2 separate regions of the Homo sapiens genome follow, and region 2 is linked to region 1. A link is a contact called in ENCODE Hi-C or POLR2A ChIA-PET data. All regions are on one chromosome and are shown on one strand. The core of a region is the stretch at or near the end of the contact, and the rest is flanking DNA. Distances in the headings are between cores, read along the strand shown.

Evidence for each region. Hi-C counts contacts between places; a loop is a spot of excess contacts on that map. ChIA-PET counts read pairs that join two places held with the same protein, here RNA polymerase II (POLR2A). Pooled maps may share reads with other maps.
Region 2: a map of dorsolateral prefrontal cortex shows a loop between it and region 1 (2.8-fold over the local background). The contact joins two enhancer-like sites. A Hi-C loop is called at or near these places in 5 of 168 maps with a recorded cell type or tissue (aorta, astrocyte of the cerebellum, dorsolateral prefrontal cortex and 2 more), 3 of 37 single-sample maps with no recorded cell type and 8 of 50 pooled maps. POLR2A ChIA-PET finds 5 or more read pairs at or near these places in 14 of 52 experiments (AG04450, BJ, Caco-2 and 10 more).

Annotation. Positions count from the first base shown.
Region 1 is chr13:27,005,300-27,009,617 of GRCh38, reverse strand. No RefSeq gene overlaps it. Among named protein-coding and RNA genes, the nearest start is that of USP12-AS1, 120 kb to the left of the region's middle. Within about 2 kb of position 2,582, at least 5 of the 41 ENCODE cell types and tissues checked have a DNase peak (open chromatin) inside an H3K27ac peak, as active enhancers do; they include dorsolateral prefrontal cortex, where a contact is called at or near this core.
Region 2 is chr13:27,040,814-27,045,264 of GRCh38, reverse strand. No RefSeq gene overlaps it. Among named protein-coding and RNA genes, the nearest start is that of USP12-AS1, 82 kb to the left of the region's middle. Within about 2 kb of position 2,129, at least 6 of the 41 ENCODE cell types and tissues checked have a DNase peak (open chromatin) inside an H3K27ac peak, as active enhancers do; they include dorsolateral prefrontal cortex, where a contact is called at or near this core.

The sequences.
Region 1 (4,318 bases), core at 1,333-3,832:
CTGGGTGACTGTCTCAAAATAAAATAAAATAAAATAAAAGACACAGAGCCAACTTGACGGGTCTCCTACTGGCCATACTTGGGACAATTCAAGCATTAAAGTGACTATAATTGACTACAAATAATTAAATAAAAATCCATGGATCCATAGTTTTATTGAGAGAGAAAGACAGAAAATATCATCTACCATAATGAGATATGAGTTATGCTAATTTGTCTCTGAAATTTTGCAATTAAAGAGAAAAAATCAGACATTTACCTTGCCTTTTAAGGAGAAAGTGCAGCTTTTTCCTAATTGATGAGAACAACTCTTTACAGAAGAATGTCAGCTAATATATATGGAGAGATTGGTAGAATTAGAAAATTACCATTTTGCAAACCTCAATAAAACATTGATTCAGGCAAGTATCATAAATGATTCTATAAACCAGGAGGTTACAAGCTATAGCCCACTAGTCAAATCTAGCCCATTGCCTGTTTTTGTATATTCCATAAGCTAAATTTTTAAAAATATTTTCAAATACTTGAAAAAATCAAAAGGAGCACAATATTTCATGACATGTGATATTTATATAAAATTCAGATTTCAGTGTCATAAATAGGTTTTACTGGAACACAGCCATGCTCACTCATTTACGAATTGTCCATGACTGTGTTTGTGCTACAATGGCAGCTTTGAGCGACTGAGCTAGAGATGACAATGGGCCACAAAGCCTAAATTATCTAGTATCTGGAACTTTACAAAAATACTTTACTGACCCAGCTATAAACCACGTGGTGAAAAGAAGAGGATATTTGTATGATGCCAATGTATCACCCTGTAAATTGCTCACTAATTGCAAAAGGAAAAATGCATTTTTATAATGGAAAGTTTTGGCAGTCACCACTTTACCAAGTTATCAAAACACAGCATCACTGAAACAGGGGCAACCTGATATTATGTACCTGCTGATGCGAGGCCGTGTATCACCTCTGAAGTACTCTTGCTAAACATGTTTAACCTGAAGATTTTAAATAATATTATTGAGACCAGGTGTGGTGGCTCACGCCTGCAATCCTAGCACTTTGGGAGGCCAAGGTGGGCAGATCCCTTGAGGTCAGGGGTTCAAGTCAGGGTTTCACCATGTTGGCCAGGCTGGTCTCGAACAGACTTTATTTATTTATTTATTTATTTATTTTGGAGACAAATTCTCACTCTGTCACCCAGGCTGGAGTGCAGTGGTGTGATCTCAGCTCACTGCAATGTCCTCTTCCCTGGTTCAAGCATTTGTCTTGCCTCAGCCTCCTGAGTAGCTGGGATCACAGGTGCGCTCCACCATATGGCTAATTTTTGTATTTTTAGTAGAGACGGGGTTTCACCATGTTGGCCAGGGTGGTCTCAAACTCCTGATCTAAGGTGATCCACCCACCTAGGCTTCCCAAAATGCTGGGATTACAGGCGTGAGCCACCACGCCAGGCCAGAGATCAGACTTCTTGATGTTTGATCCTTGCTTCCCAAAGTGTGGTCCACAGCTCACATCAGTCGTATCATCAGTTGTACTGGCCAATTATGTTATTAATTAGATTCTGCATTTCTAACAAACTCGTGCAAAATCTCAGGCCCCACCCCTGGTCTTCCCAATCAGAGTCTTTACTTCATCAAGATTCCTGGTGATTCGCGTGCACACTGAAGTTTGAAAAGCACCAGTTTGAGTGACATTTAGCTGGGCGTTCTGTTTTTTGCATTGGGGAGCACCTTAATATAATTGATGTGACTTGCTTTGGATCTACAGACTAAGCTTTGTAAATATTTGGCGTAGGTATAGTAGTTTTCTTGTTATGCAGTATCCTTTTGTCTTGTTCCTTTGGATGGTCAGTTCTCTCCTTCCTCTCTTTTTCATGTGGCTAACGCATGTCTCCTTCAAGACTGAGGTAAGGCATCACCTCCATCAGGAAGCCTCCCTGTCCCCTCCAGGTTGAATCAGGCATGCTGTGTCACATTTTATTTGCATCATTACTTATTTGACTCTTCAGCTAGCACCCAAGTGCAGTGAGGAAAATCTATTTTTGCTCTTTGTATCCTCACTGTCCAGCCCATGTAAAGAGCTGAACGAGTGTTTTTAGAAGACAGAATGAATGTCGCTTTGCCAACCTGCTCCTTGCTGCCGTGGCCTCCCCCACGAGGGCTCCAGGCATCGGAGGCACTGATGTGGCGGGAAGCCAGGTGTGGGATCAGGGAATTAGAACGCCTGCTGTCTCGGCAGCTGTCTCTCCCTCCGTCCCAGCTCCTCGCCCTCCAGAGAGCACACATTTCAGAAGCAGCTGCACGGTCCCCTCCCCACCTCCTCCTATCTCCTCTCTCTTTCCCATGAATAAATGTCACAAGCCCCACAACAGCAGAGGAGGGAATCTGTGGCAAAGAGAAGACCCCACAACTACAAGTCCCTGGAGCTGGAAGCCCCGCACCAGCCTTCTCCATAACCGGAGCCCACCTGTGAATGCCCCCAGAGCAGCCCAGGCGCTGGCCATGGGGTGAGGGGCAGGGAGGAGTGGTAAGCAAGCCTAAGGAGGGCGGGGCTGGGCGGCACTCAGCGCTCGGCACTCAGCGCTCGGCACTCAGCACTCGGCACTCGGCTGGTTAAACCAACGGAGACTATGTGCAGTTAATGGCACTTTCTCATTAAGCAGTTATTAAAAATGGGGTAGTTCTTCCTTGCTAGGTGCTATGCCATCCGTTTCTATGCACTGAGATCTTCAGTGAAACCTGGTTGGCTTCAGCCTGGAAAAGCATGGGCCGTTGCTGCCGGGAGCACTCCCAGGGCAGGTGCGGGAGCCAGCTGTCCAGGTCTGCGCCTGGGATGCTGCTAGGGGAGGCAGAGGTGACAAGAAAGGTCCTCGTTTCCCAGCAGGTGCGGCACGGCGGCTTTCCTCCTTAGCAGGAGCACTCCAGGCGTCTCTGGTGTGCACACATGCTGGGGTGTGCTTGGGAAATCAATTCCTGAGCTGAAAGGCGGCCTCTCCAGCTGGTGCCGCCCCGGGAGGCGGCGCGCTGCTAATGGCTTGGTGTGACTTCCCGCAGAGGAAAGTAGGGAGGCCCCGGGGGGTGGGGGTGGGGGGAAAGAGGAGGCCTGTCCCCAGGGGGGCCCACAGGTAACATTCTTTTGGGAGACAGTGAAAATTTGCAAATGTTAGCTGAGCAAGCCTCTTTAACCAGGAGCCAGGCTCTGTGATGGGCCCTTGGGATTCAGATCTGGATGACCTGTTCCTGCCCTCTCCTTGTCCAGTGGGGGAGATAGACAGACACACAGCCACATTCAATCTGCAACAGAGGCAAGCGCCGGGCCTGAGGGGAGCAAAGAACCCAGACCGAGGGGCAGAAGCACATCCCCAGGGAAGGAGCAGCTCAGCTGTTTCTCAGAAGGACGCAGGTGGAAGGGGGGACACTGGCACTCACTCAGTGCCATGTGCCAAGCACTGTGCTGGGCACTTCCCCCTCCTCTTGTCTCATGACCTCCTCTATAGAAGGGGAACCAAGGTTCAGAGAGGGTACCTAGCTGGCCTGCCATGGGAGCCGCCCGAGCCTCCGCTGTGCCACTCTGCCCACCTTTTGCCAGGGCCGAAGGAAAGATGCTCTAGGCTGTGTGAACTATGTTTTCTAATCTCCGTATTGGATGCTTTGACATCTGGGGACTTGCTGACCTGGAAGGGACTGCTCCTACCAGGGTTAGCTGATTCCTAGAGAAAGCAAATGATGCGGCCAGGAGCTAGTGTGAGCTTTCCCATTCCAGGGCCTTAGTCCCCTGCCCTGATCACCCCAGAGCCAGGCACCGAGCAGCTGGGGACAGCGCCTGTGCCCTAGAGCTCACTGCAATCACTCAAGCCAGCCAATCCTGAGCCTGCTCACTCCCCCTCACCCATTCCTTCCCATGGAAACCACAGGAAAGGCTCTTGGCCCACGTATTCCCTGCTGCCTCTGCCACCAGGCAACCCCGGTGCTTCCTGTGTGGCGTGGCGTGCCCAATCTCCACCCCGCCGGGATCTGTCACAGCTATCTTTTCAGTAGCAGTTGTCTCCTGATCTATTGGCTTCACCATACCTGAAAAATAATATGACCTATATTTTAAAACACAAGCAGAGGGAGTTGCTGGTGTGGCTCCAACAGGAGCGAGTCGTGTACATCCTGTGAGCTGTTTGTGAGGTGGGGACCTGGGAGGGTGGGCAGAGGCCAGTGGGGTCCCTGGATCAGCCTTGCATCCTGAAGGTGCTTAGGGGGCTCCTGAGGATGTGAAGCAGGTTTGTGTTATAGAGCAATCCACCAGGAACAACACACACAGATGAG
Region 2 (4,451 bases), core at 880-3,379, 36 kb before region 1:
AAGCATCTCATCAGAGCCCTCGAGGTAATTCATGCTGAGAGTGAGTGTCATCTTGGTAATTTATCATGAAAAATATAGCTGTCCCACAGACTAAGTATTTGCATTGGCCTGAACAGCATATTCTCTCTTAAAGCAGACTCCAAAGGAAGATGATCACAATGACAGAGCAGAGGAAGTGGTTGTATGGTTTGCATGTTATCTGGCATCTGGTTTGACGGCCCATAAAGGGGGTGTGCCTTCAGGCAGGCTGGGTGCTCCTTTGCTCCCATGGGGGTCCTTTCTCACCCATGAACGGAGTCCACATGGGCAGATCCGGGTTTTGCTGCTAGGGCAACCCTTTCCATGTGCTCCGGGTCTCCCTGTCCGTCCCCCTTTCTGCCCACCACGGTCACGTTATGTCATGTCAGGAGCTTCATTCAAGTCAGCCACAACTCTCAGGCCTGGAAAACCTTTTCCCCCTTAGAGTGATTGACGCTTTCCAGTGATCCCTTCACTCTTGGTTTTGTGGTTCTGCTATCATCAGGCCATTTAGAAATGGATCCCATACTGTGAGTCCAAACAATAGGCCCCGCCCAAATCTGCATCTTACAAAACAACTTGCTAGTGTGCCAGAAAGCGGGGTGCTGTGAGCCTTAGCTGGGCTTGGATGAAAGGCAGGTGTCACAAGTTTTCATGTGCATGCCCAAGAGGAAGGGACTTGGCCTTGACCGTCACCTGTTTCGTTCCAGGGGGCATTGTGGCCTTGAAGGCTGTAACTAAAATGTCTGCAGGATCATGAACATTTGGCTTTGCCTTTAGCACCTGCGACCTGATCCCGCCCTTGCCTGTCTGACCAGGGTGCAGCAGGGAGGAGTTGCCGGGCTTCTGGAGCCCGTGCATCTGGGAGGGACGGAGGGAGGATGATGATGACAATGACAATGCCCTGTGGCAAATGTGTGTGTGAAGGTCAGGACCCCAGCAGTGAAGACCTTAGAAGAGGGTGTCCTTGAGAGACAGGAGGGAGCGTTGTTGAGATCCACAGGTGGGCCAATGTTTTCCATGGGGGTCTGATGGACAAATGAACAGAAGAACCCATGATGGTGACACCTGGGCTGGATAAAGTTACTAAGTCAGGAAAACAAGAATTAAAAGTGAGGACTCACTCTGGGTTCAGAAGCCTGTTTGTAAAAATACCTGGAGGTATTAATTTGTGCAGGATTGAAAGGACCACAGAGAAATTGAGAATGACATTACAGTCATTCTTACTCAAGAATGAAAACCAGGCCAGGCGTGGTGGCTCACACCTGTAATCCCAGCACTTTGGGAGGCCAAGGTGGGCGGATCACCTGAGGTCAGCAGTTCCAGCCCAGCCTCTGCAACATGGCGAAACCCCATCTCTACTAAAAATACAAAAATTACCCGGGTGTGGTGGTGCATGCCTGTAATCTCAGCTACTTGGGAGGCTGAGGCAGGAAAACTGCCTGAACCCAGGAGGCGGAGGTTGCAGTGAGCCGAGATCATGCCACTGCACTCCAGCCTGGGGGACAGAAAAAAAAAAAAATGAAAACCAAGTTCAGCTTACTAATGATACAGGCCAATTCTATGTCTAGAAACCCGACATTCACTGTGGCTCTTATATTTACTTCAGTTCCTTCCTTCCTTATATTTACTTCAGTTCCTTCCTTATATTTACTTCAGTTCCTTCCTTCCTTATATTTACTCAGTTCCTTCCTTATATTTACTTCAGTTCCTTCCCTCCTTATATTTACTTCAGTTCCTTCCCTCCTTATATTTACTTCAGTTCCTTCCTTCCTTATATTTACTTCAGTTCCTTCCTTCCTTATATTTACTTCAGTTCCTTCTCATGCAGGAATTTTCCTTGGCTGGGAAAGGCTGAGGGAAATTTCTTGTTTGGATCCTTGTCGCATTTCGCGCTCTAATTTTGCTTTTCCTATTCTTTTCTGTGGGTGGCATGCCAGTCCGCATCAGAATGAGCATGTGCCTGTATCCAGGATTTGCATACTACAGAACCAGCTCTGTCATCCAACCTCTTCTAAGCTGACTCATGGAGCAAATGTGCCAGCAGATCCCCATGGCCCGGTGACCACAGGCAGTTTTCCTGCTCAGCTGCACGCTTTTGAGTTGAGTGGTGTTTGTCCCTACATCAGCTTATGCCTGTAATACATGTTATTGTGATTCAGTCATTTAATTACAGATTATGTAAGCAAATTATGTAAACCAATATAATGAGCACAAAAAGAAAGTTGTTTCTTGAAAACTAAGTTGAATGATTTAGAAAGACTCACTAAGGGCAAATTGACTTAAACATTTGCTTTCAATTAAGTGTACGGAAGATTAGGGGAATATAATGAAAATAAGGAAGGCCTCTGTGCTGAAATTGCTTTTCATGAGTCTTTAAGATCTTATGATGCTTCTTTAAAGAAATTAACATTTGGGCTGGGCACGGTGGCTCACGCCTGTAATCCCAGCACTTTGGGAGACTAAGGCAGACGGATCACAAGATCAGGAGTTCGAAACCAGCCTGGCCAATATGGTGAAACCCCATCTCTACTAAAAATACAAAAATTAGCCGGGTGTGGTGGCGCGTACCTGTGATCCCAACTACTCGGGAGGCTGAGGCAGAAGAATCGCTTGAACCCGGGAGGCAGAGGTTGTAGTGGGCCGAGATTGTGCCACTGCACTCCAGCCTGGGCAACAGAGCGAGACTCCATCTCAAAAAAAAAAAAAAAAAAAAAAAGAAAAGAAAAAGAAAAAAGAAATTAGCATTTGGCAGTGGTTCATGCCGTCATGCCTGTAATCCCAGCACTTTGCCAGGCTGAGGTGTGCGGATCACCTAAGGTCAGGAGTTTGAGACATGGTGAAACCCCGTCTTTACCAAAAATACAAAAATTAGCCAGGTGTAGTGGTGCGTGCCTGTAGTACCAGCTACTCAGGAGGCTGAGGCAGGAGAATCACTTGAACCCAGGAGGTGGAGGTTGCAGTGAGCCGAGATCGTGCCACTGCACTCCAGCCTGGGCGACAGAGTGAGACTCCATCTCAAAAAAAAAAAAAAGAAAAGAAAAGAAAAGAAAAGAAATTTACATTTGGCAGTGGTTCATGCCTGTAATCCCAGCACTTTGGGAGACTGAGGTGTGTGGATCACCTAAGGTCAGGAGTTCGAGACATGGTGAAACCCCGTCTCTACTAAAAACACAAAAATTAGCCAGGTGTAGTGGTGCGTGCCTGCAGTCCCAGCTACTCGGGAGGCTGAGGCAGGAGAATCGCTTGAACCCAGGAGGTGGAAGTTGCAGTGAGCCAAGATCATGCCACTGAGCTCCAGCCTGGTCGACAGAGTGAGACTCCATCTCAAAAAAAAAAAAAAAAAAAAAAAAGACATTAACATTTGAAATTGTGGCGAATGCTTTCTAGGTGGAATTTATGCAAAAAAGGGGGCAAGCTCCCTAGTGGAGGCACCACACTCAAAGAAAGGCTTTGGCCCCACTCAAAATACTGGCAAGTGAATTTCCATATGTGTGTTTTAAGTTAAAATAAAATGTTTAAACTATTTATATAATTTTTTTATCATTGATTCATTCATCCGATGCCTATTTTATTGGGTGTCTGCTATGTGTTGGTATTCTACGTTCTGGGAATGCAGAAATGAATGAAACCAACAAGGCCCCTGCCCTCTTAGGATTTCCATTCTAGGGAAGGAGCCCGCAGCAGACAAATATGTACTCTGTCATATGTGATACATTGCATCATGCACGTGGATGCCCTGTGCAGGTAGGTGGAGAGACAGTGATGGGTGAAGAGGCTGATGTGGTGAGCATCTCTCTAAAGAGGAAGCATTGGAGCAGAGATGGAAATCAAGTGAGGGCTGGGGAGCTAGGCCGAGATATGGGGCAGAAGGACCTCTGAGGGGAAGCCCCGAGTTGGGCCTGGGCTGATGCATTTCAGGAAGAGCCAGGGGGCAGCCTGCCTGGAGGGGCCGATGGGAGGTCAAGAGCAGGGTTGAGAGCAGGGAGACTGCAGGGCAGATGGCTCAGGCCTTGGGGATCCTGGCGAGGACTTTGGCTGTCATCCTGAAAGCCATGGAGAGCCCTGGGGTGTTCTGCGGAGGAGACTGGCCAGGTCAGGTCTGTTTTATTTTCAAAGGTCACCCAGGATGCTGTATGGAGAACTGACTGGAGCGGGGCAAGAGTGGAAGCAAAAAGTCACAAAGGGAACAGAGAAGGACCAGTGTAGGGTCCAGGACTTCCTGGAAAGGACAGTGGGAGACTGTCCAGGTGCGGAGTGTGGGTGGGAGCATCCAACCCCAAAAGGTGCCCTGGAGGCAGAAGCTTCCAAGGACCATGCAGACAGAAGGAGGCTGCAGGGCTGGAGGAGGCGGGAAGGAAAGGAGGTGAGACCCACAGTCCTCGCCCTTTGCAGTAGCTGGAATGGAAAGGCAGGAGGGACGAAATGGGGCG